Linked DNA regions of Homo sapiens: region 2 is linked to region 1. The links are chromatin contacts, found by Hi-C in ENCODE. All regions are on one chromosome and are shown on one strand. The core of a region is the stretch at or near the end of the contact, and the rest is flanking DNA. Distances in the headings are between cores, read along the strand shown. Region 1 overlaps ZMIZ1 (zinc finger MIZ-type containing 1). Region 2 overlaps ZMIZ1 (zinc finger MIZ-type containing 1).

Region 1 (4,090 bases), core at 747-3,246:
ACAACTGAGTCACATGACACATGTTTCATGACATGCACAGCCACCCCAGTCACGGGGAACAGGAGGCAAGCAGTTCACAGCAGCAACAGTTCATACAGCGTGGGGGCCAGCCACAGCCCTGGTCGTCCTCTGCTCAGGGGCCGGCGCTGCTGTTCATGTTAGTGAGATGTTCCCAGCATCTCACCCAGGGCTCCCTGGAGATAGTGCTGCTCCTTCTGCTCCTGGGCCCAGGCCGTGCTCCCCTACCCTCTGATCCTCCTCTTTCAGCTCCCAAACACAGGGTCCTGGGACCGGGGAAGCCTGGGAGTTCAAGGCAATGGGGTCTCCTGAATATCCCTGGGACCCCAAGTTCTATAGCCATGCACAGAAAAGAAGTGGTGGTGAGGGCTTGGGAGGGGCGGGAGAGTGCAGCAGACACAGGGGTTTGAGTCAACACGGGCCTGGACTCCTCATCAAATCTCTAAAATGGACAGACACTAAGAGGAACCTCTCCTGCTCACTGGCCTGGTGTGAGGAACCATGAGGTGAAGGAAGGGCCCCTTTGTCAACACAAGTGAGAGACGGCCCATCTCACACCAGAGTCCCACCTGGAAACCAAAAGCAGTAATATGCTGTCTCCTGCCTCCAGGAGGCAGAGTGACCAAGAACACAAGCTCTGGAGCCAGGCTGCCTGGGTTCAAATCCCAGCTCAGCCACGTAGCAGCTGTGTGATCTTGGGTAAGTTACTTTAGCTCTCTGTGCTTTGGTTTTCCCTTCTGCAAAATGGGGATAATAAGTAGCACCTACCACCTAAATTACCATGAGGATTAAGTAAGTTACTATACATAGAATGTTGGTACAATACCAGGCATGTAGAAAGCATTACATGGGAATAAACTGTTAGCAGTGTTGCTGTAGTATACATGTTCCCTTGGGATGCAGAGGGTGCTCCATTTCTCCACCTAAGTACTGTAGAAAATTGCTCAAATAAAATACAATTTCTTTCACCCATCTCCAAGAAAATCATGCAGATGCTCAGGAGTGCCCAGCCTCACACCACCCCTTCACACTGGGTGCTCCCTGGGGCAGACAGTGCCCCCTTCCCTACTGGACTGGGTGCTCCCCTAGCACCCAACTGTGCCCACATCCAGACACCCCAGGCCCTCACAGGGCCACCCCGACAGGCACTCATTTCTGACTCTGCTCTCAGGCCAAGCAGTGCCAGGAGGCTGGTCTAGGCAGACCCCTTCCTCCTCTGGAGTGTGTGGGTACAGGGGCTGGGGGGACTTTGCAGCTGTCCTCTCCACAATAGGAGGCCTGGGCGGTGGGCAGAGCCCAAGCCCCTCCTCAGCCCCATTCCACTGTGTCCAGAAGGAGGTGGGAGACGGGCAGGAACTAGGATTCCTACTCTGGCTGATTTACTCAAAGCAGGAATGAGTGGTCTGACTCATGAGCCCTGAGAACAGAACTAGCCGCAGAATTGTTACTCTGCCCGGCTGGAGGCTGGGGCTCTGGGGCTGGACTTCCTGCCTGTAGACCCGTCACTGCTGGGTGCCCCAGAAATAGGAAAAGGGGCCTCCTCCCTGCCAGCTCTCTTGGGTCATCTCCCAGGAGGAAATAGCACAGGAAGCACATGACCACAGAGACTCACAGTCCTCGGACCGGGGGCAGTGACTACTGGGCCCCAGGAGACCAGGGTTGGCTCTAGCGAGACCACCGCACCATCAGTGCAGCCTCAGGGCCATGTGTGTGCTTCTGTAAGATGGGGCACCCCTTCTGGCCCGACTCACCCTGCTGTGGATGAGGATCTAACCGGGCCGTGGGAGCACACAACCTTTTGGTTCTCCCAGCCGTGTGGTTCTTCCTACTTCATTCAAACCTCCCAAGACCCAATTAGGACCCTGCCAAGGATTACACTACCTGTATTTTACAAAAGGGAAATCCAGGCCCAAGAAGGGGTGATTCAAACAGTCACTCCACAGGACAACGGCCCCGCCCACTGCTGGTACGCGAAGGCCCCACTTTCATGCCCATAATTCTGTGACATCATGTCTGAGAGCAGGCATATCCCCAGGAGACAGCTCTGTGCCTCCTGCCTGCCTCCCACTCCTAAGACTTGGTGCCAACCCCAGCTTCTTGAACCTCCTGTGTGACTGTGGGCAACTTCCTCCCGTCTCTGGCCACATGTAAAAGACAGGGGGTGGGCACTGCTCTCTGAAGTCTGTGGCCCCCTGAATCAGCCCTGGCCTCCAAGTGGGGTCACGTTTCTCAGGGCGCAGGCCAGTCTTGACCTTGCATGACTTCTTCTCAATCTTGCAGGTGATATGGGGTGAGCTGTCTGTCTGCACACTTGGGGTGGACTGCCTCTCCACACCGCTAGCAGGGATTACAGATGGAAGGGGCTCCAGAGAGCTCACCCTGTTGGGCTGCTCCGTTGATCAAGGCCAAAGCCCAGAGAGTAGAGTGGATTCGCTGAGGTCAAACAGCCGATGCTTGCAGGACTCTGAGGGTGACAGGGTCCTAGGAGAGTGGATGGGTGGGGAGCACCCTGTGGTCTCAGCTGCTGGGGCTGCTGAGGGGCTAGGCCTTCTCCTTGGTTATAGAAAACATCACTTCTGGGGCATTGTGAGTTGGACTCTGGTGACCCTGACAGCTGACCCCTGGAACCTACATCAGAGAGGTTTTCCTTGGGGGAAAATCTCAGTCTCCGGCAGACTGATGGTATTGCTGCCTCAGCACCATCAGTAGCAAGCTGAACTGAGTTTCAGCTCCTCCTGAGTTTTCTAGATCATTCCCATGTTCTGCTCCCTGTACCTCTATCACCATCACTTGTGGGTAAGAAAGGCCAAAAAAAAAAAAAAAAAGAAAAGAAAAAAAAGGAGTTGTCTGCTGGCGCTTGGGCTGCGAGTGACCCTGTCCGTCTCTGCTGCCCCCACCCCCGGTCCCCACACAAGCTGAAGCCCTGTGCATAGGGAGGACTGGCTAGTTGGGTGGTGCAGGTGGCCTGGGATCTGCAAGCAGGCTCCCGGCCCAGCTCACCCTGCCCTACCTGCTTCCCTGTGCTGGGCAGGTCCTGCCTTCTCAGGTCCTGTGGTCCAGTCTGGCCTGAGAGAGGGCCTACAGCCTGTCCCTCCCTCTAGGAACACTCCTCGCACGCCCGCCCCCTCTCCCCAAGGGCTGCCCGGGTTGTCAGGAGCTGGGAACTGGGAGCCTCGAGGCGTGTGAACTCACCCTGGGAACTGAACTCCAGGGAACCTCAGAGCCGTCAGGGCTAGTTTTGTCAGTGCTGTTTCCCAAACCGGTTTGGCCATGCCTCACCCAGTGGAGGCTGGGCAGGATGCATGGACCCAGGATAAGACGCCAGACTAAAACCCCAGCCCAGAAAATTCCCTGCCACCTCACACTATCATCTCTAACTCAGGGGCCATCAAAGACATCCCAAAACAAGCTCAAGAGGGTGTTGTCCACAGAAAGGGAATGCCCCCCTTTCTTTTTGGGGGTACCCCAATAAATGCTTCTGCAAAGTGCCCCCTTAGTCCTACCATGCACTTTTAGCTGAGAACAGCTCACAGGAGCTGTCACCATGTACTGTGCCCTTGTGAGGGGCTGGCTCACATTTCCTCGTTCCTCAGACCCTCACAAGCCCCTCCGGAGGTGGGGTAGTCACAGGTCACAGCCCCTATCTTGGAGAAACTAGATACTGTGCCTCAGTGCACACCTGAGTATGTGGCAGGCCAGGGCCAAGGCTGGCCTCTGTCATCTTACCCTAGGGATAAAAATTTGCTGGCGGCAGGGCAATGGCGGAGGAGCTCTAGACCACCTCAGTAGGAAATTAGGTAGCACTAATAGCAAAGCAAGCGTGCTGGAGAGGGGAGAGGTGCCCTGAGAAGGGGATGGGTGGTTACAGTCCCTGCATTCAGGGCCCCAGCAATGGGCCTCAGTCCTCCCTCCCCCAGCAATAGATTGAGGCCAAGAGGTACCCAAGAATGCACCAGTGTCCGTGGTGAGGCGTGAGTGCCAAATGCCTCTCGACCTCCATTTTGCTCCAAGGACCTCTGGGCAGGAGAGAGGCAAGCTCAAGAGGCAAGGTGACAAGGTCAGCCTGCGCAGG
Region 2 (4,047 bases), core at 716-3,215, 180 kb after region 1:
AGTCCCAGCTAGAAGGGGCCTCAATGCACAGAGGGCAGAGAGACAAGGACTCGTCAGGGTCAGGAAGCTGATGAGTGGCAGAGATGGGCAGTGGGTATCCTCTCCCTTACCAGGGCCCTTCCAGTGCCCGGTGCTGCCCCAGGGGTTTCATCCAACTCCAACCCTAGAAAGCCAGGGAGCAGTGGTAGGCGGGAAAGGCACGTTGTGATGGCCACTCAGGTCCCTGGCCACTGGGCACAGCTCAGAAACAGAGGGAGAGGCACTTCTCATTCCCAGAATAAGAGTCTCATTCTGAAAAGGTTTGGGCTTTTGCTTCCTGAAAAAGAGGTTCTCAGGGGCATCTCTTGGGCTGAAGCCTGTTGCCTGCTGCTGGTAATCCTAACAAGCGTGTTTATTGGGCTCTGGAGATCACAAGCTGCCTTCCTCTGTCTCCCCTCCTGGTGGCCATGGGAGGCGGGCACCCTCTGCCCATTTTTCAGATGAGGAGGCAGGCCCAGAGAGCCATGGAAGGCCTCTCATCCCAGGTCACTCTTTCTGGGTCTGGTGCAGGCCAGACGGCACCTGAGTGCCAGGCAGGAGTCAGGGTGGGGCGTTATGCGGGCTGAGGCCTCTGCCCACTCTGCCCAATGGCATGTGCAAATGGCAGGTGGGAACTCAACTGCGGGCCTGGCGTCACGCTGGGCATGTTGGCCCCTTGACCCCCACCCCCAGCTTGAGGAGGCTACATCCGAGCCCTGGTGACTGGTGCTGAGCCCCCAGAACCAGCCTGCCCAGGTGCTGCAGGGTTGCAGAGGAGGGTGCCAGCAGCCAGGCTGTGGTTTTGTGCTTGGCTAACTCTTGGCTTCTGAGCAATGAAGTGGAGAGAGAAGAGACACAGTAAGAACATGGTGCCCACCCACTCAGCCCTGCCACCACAGGCAGCAGGCAGCCTCTGGGGCCACCACAGGACCTGTGGCCCTCAGAGCACAGGCCGGGATCTACATGGCACGGCACCAGAATGCGGAGCGGGCAGCGTCCGGCAGAGCCAAGGGCCCCTGGCAAGCACTAGCTCCTGCCACCTTCAAGGTGAAGAAAGGAGACCCAGGGGCCTGTGCAGGTTCAGGCCAGAGTGAGCCGGCCTGGATTATCCCTACCAACCCACCCTCCTGCTGCCTCATTCCCCCACCCCCACCCCACCACCCTGGAAAGCAGGACTTCCCTCTTTGTGCCTCTGCAAGTCACAAGAATCCCAGTTCAATCATCAACGGCCAGCCCAGCCGCTGACCCTAGGATTCTGGAGTTGCTTGACTCAGGCAGCTATGTTCTTGGAGAGAGGTCAACAAAATAGGGAAACTGAGGCTCAAAGAGGGCAAAGGACCTGCCTGTGTTCATACGGCAGGATTGGAGGCACAAGGATACAGAACGTTAGAGCAGACAGTCAAGCAGTCCCAACACCTGCATCTTATTGATGGGGTAAGCTGAGGCTCAGGGATGGGAAAGAGCCTGTCCGAAGTGACTTTGAATTAATAAGAACCTCAGCATGGCCATCTTGGGTTGATCCCGTGTGGCCAAGATAGAGCTGCCCTCTTTGACCCCAACCTCAAGTTCAGGAAGTTGCAACACTTCCTTGTTTCCATAGTAACCAACTACTGCTCCAGGAATACACTGAAATGTTTTTGTTCCCTCCTCTGTGCTGGCCCTGGGCCAGGCTGTGAGGACACAGAACAGAAAGAGGAGGTGTGAAGGAAGGCACAGACCCAGCCCCACGCAGTTGATCCCTTGCAATAGAGTGTGGGAGGGAGAGGAGTAGAATTTTCAGTGGAGAAGAAATCCTCAGTGCCTGAGAGTGTCAGGGGAGAGAGTTCAAAGATGGCAGCTTTTGAGCTGGGCTCTTAAGGATGGGTAGGAGTTCACCTGACTGAAGAGTGGAGGTGGAGGACTTAGCATATGCAAAGGCCTCGGGATAGAGGATGACTAACATGTTGGGAAACTATGGTGCATAGAGTGGAGTGTATGAACATGCAGGGGATGAATGCCAGGGAATCAGCCAGAGGGGAGGAGAGAGACCAAATGCAGAATATCAGAATTCCAAGGGTAGACAAGGGTATCAGGAAGACCCACTATGCCTCTATTTTTCCAACTGTTAAAAGGCCACCTTATGACAGAGTGGCTGAGGCACAGGAATTGACAAGCACAAAAGGAGAAGGGCTCAGACTCCCAGGACACAGCAACTTGAGCCAGTTCTCTAGCTCAGCCTGTTTCACGGAGGTGGACAGGCATTCCCAGTGGGCTCCTGGCCACAGCCTCAGTCAATCTTTAAAATACATTCAGGATCCGACCTTGTTTCACTACCTCCACTGAACACTCTGGTCCAAGCCGCCAGCATCCTTTCCTGGGTTCCTGTAAATGCTGCCCAGATGGTCTCCTTGTGGCCACCCTTGTCCCTTCAGTCTATTCTCGGCTCATCAGCCAGAGATCTTAGAGGGACACATCTGATAGCCTCAGTCCTTTACTTAAAATCCTTCAGTGGCTTCCAAATCACTGAGCATGAAGTCAGAAGCCCTTCCTGTACTTGATAAGGCTCTCTGTCCCTTATCACCTGGTCCCTGATCACTCTGTTGACTTCCTCCCCACTCTCTCCTTCCCTCACTCCATCTAGCCACACTGGCCTCCCTGCTTTTCCCAGACCACGCCAAACAAGCATCTGCCACAGGGCCTTTGCACATGCTGTTCCCACTGCCTGGAGAGCTCTTCTCCCAAATGTTCATGGAGTTCACTTCCCTGTCTCCCTGAGGTATGTGCTCAAATGCAGCCTCTTCAGAGAAGCCTTCCCTGACCACACCACCTAAAGAAGCCCCATCACCCACTCATGTCCCTATATCACCTTATCCTGGTTTATTTTTCTTCAAAGCACTGATTATAACTCAGGCATGATGTCATGCATTAAGTTGTTGACCTGCTGACTGTCTCGCCTACTAGAATGTAAGCAGGGCCCCTGTCAAATTCACCAATGTATCCCCAGGGCCTGGAAGAGTGCCTGGCACATGGAAGGTGCTTGATAAACTTGACAAAGGAATACATGAATCCACCTTCCTTGGGTAGCTGGGCGAGGGGAGGCACAAAAGGACCCCAGACTCTGCCCTCCCCAGGGCCAGAGTGCTGGGGACTCAAGCCCAGCCAGGAAGCCTTGTTCTCAGGCTGGCACGAGGCCCCACCAGCAGGACCCTCCCAGCCCATTCAGTGCATGGGCTCCCCAGAACTGGAAGTGACGCAGGGCCTGGCAGAGGTCTAGAGGAGCCCTGAGGGAAAAGTAGCAGTTGCTACTCTGCCCATTGTCCCCCATCGTCCTTCACTCCACACAAAGCCTGGGAAGGCCAAGGACAGCCTCGGGCGCAAAGGGTGAAAGTAGGGGGAGACCAAGCCAGTGAGGCTGGGAGGACATGGGATCCTGCCTGCAGCTCTGCAGCTGGATTCCTTCCCTCTCTGGCCTCAGGGCTCTAATCTGGGAAATGGGATGAGAAGGGCATTAAGTAGACTGGCTGCCCAGGTCCCTCCTGCTCCAATAGTTTGGGCATCTTTGGGTCTTAGGGGCCTGGAAGGGATCACACCAGGCTGCATCTCAGACCATAAATTCAAGCCATGGTCTAGGCCACCAAATGAGCCTGATGAGCCAAAAAGCTGGGCGTGGGGTCTCAGGTGGGCTCCTGAGGACCCTGTTGCCACCCAAGGCGGAATGCAAGGCAGCCCCATATAAGCCAGGAAGTGAGAGAAAGTGTCCTGCTATAGGGCAGCGGCCCCCAGGCTGGAGGAGCCAGCTGTCTTACCAAGACCATAGGCACCGAGTGCCTGCCCCCAGGACGAGTGTTTCTGGTGGGCACAGCCAGAGCCGAAAGGCCCAGCCGCTTTGCAAAATGAGGAAGGTGAGTCCCAGGCCAGGCCAGTGCCACTGCCACAGCCATGGAGGCACCTCTCCTGTGCCTTACTCCAGCAAAGGGTTTCTGTGGAGTAACAGGCAGGGCTGGGCACTGGCTAGATGGTGGGAACACCTGGATTTTAGCTCCAGCTCTG

What was found. Hi-C counts contacts between places; a loop is a spot of excess contacts on that map. Pooled maps may share reads with other maps.
Region 2: a loop to region 1 is called in a map with no recorded cell type, with 8 times the contacts of the local background. The contact joins two enhancer-like sites. A Hi-C loop is called at or near these places in 1 of 168 maps with a recorded cell type or tissue (gastrocnemius medialis), 1 of 37 single-sample maps with no recorded cell type and 4 of 50 pooled maps.

What each region holds. Positions count from the first base shown.
Region 1 is chr10:79,264,222-79,268,311 of GRCh38, reverse strand. The region is part of intron 7 of ZMIZ1 (zinc finger MIZ-type containing 1); the gene reads right to left. Among named protein-coding and RNA genes, the nearest start is that of PPIF, 81 kb to the left of the region's middle. RefSeq lists a cis regulatory region at 1,366-2,222 and enhancers at 1,659-2,618, 2,985-3,034, 3,577-4,090. Within about 2 kb of position 1,996, at least 36 of the 41 ENCODE cell types and tissues checked have a DNase peak (open chromatin) inside an H3K27ac peak, as active enhancers do; they include gastrocnemius medialis, where a contact is called at or near this core.
Region 2 is chr10:79,081,994-79,086,040 of GRCh38, reverse strand. All of the region lies in intron 1 of ZMIZ1 (zinc finger MIZ-type containing 1), which reads right to left. Among named protein-coding and RNA genes, the nearest start is that of ZMIZ1, 15 kb to the right of the region's middle. RefSeq lists a silencer at 706-775, enhancers at 1,500-1,619, 1,122-1,691, 1,692-2,263 and a cis regulatory region at 1,396-1,896. Within about 2 kb of position 1,965, at least 31 of the 41 ENCODE cell types and tissues checked have a DNase peak (open chromatin) inside an H3K27ac peak, as active enhancers do; they include gastrocnemius medialis, where a contact is called at or near this core.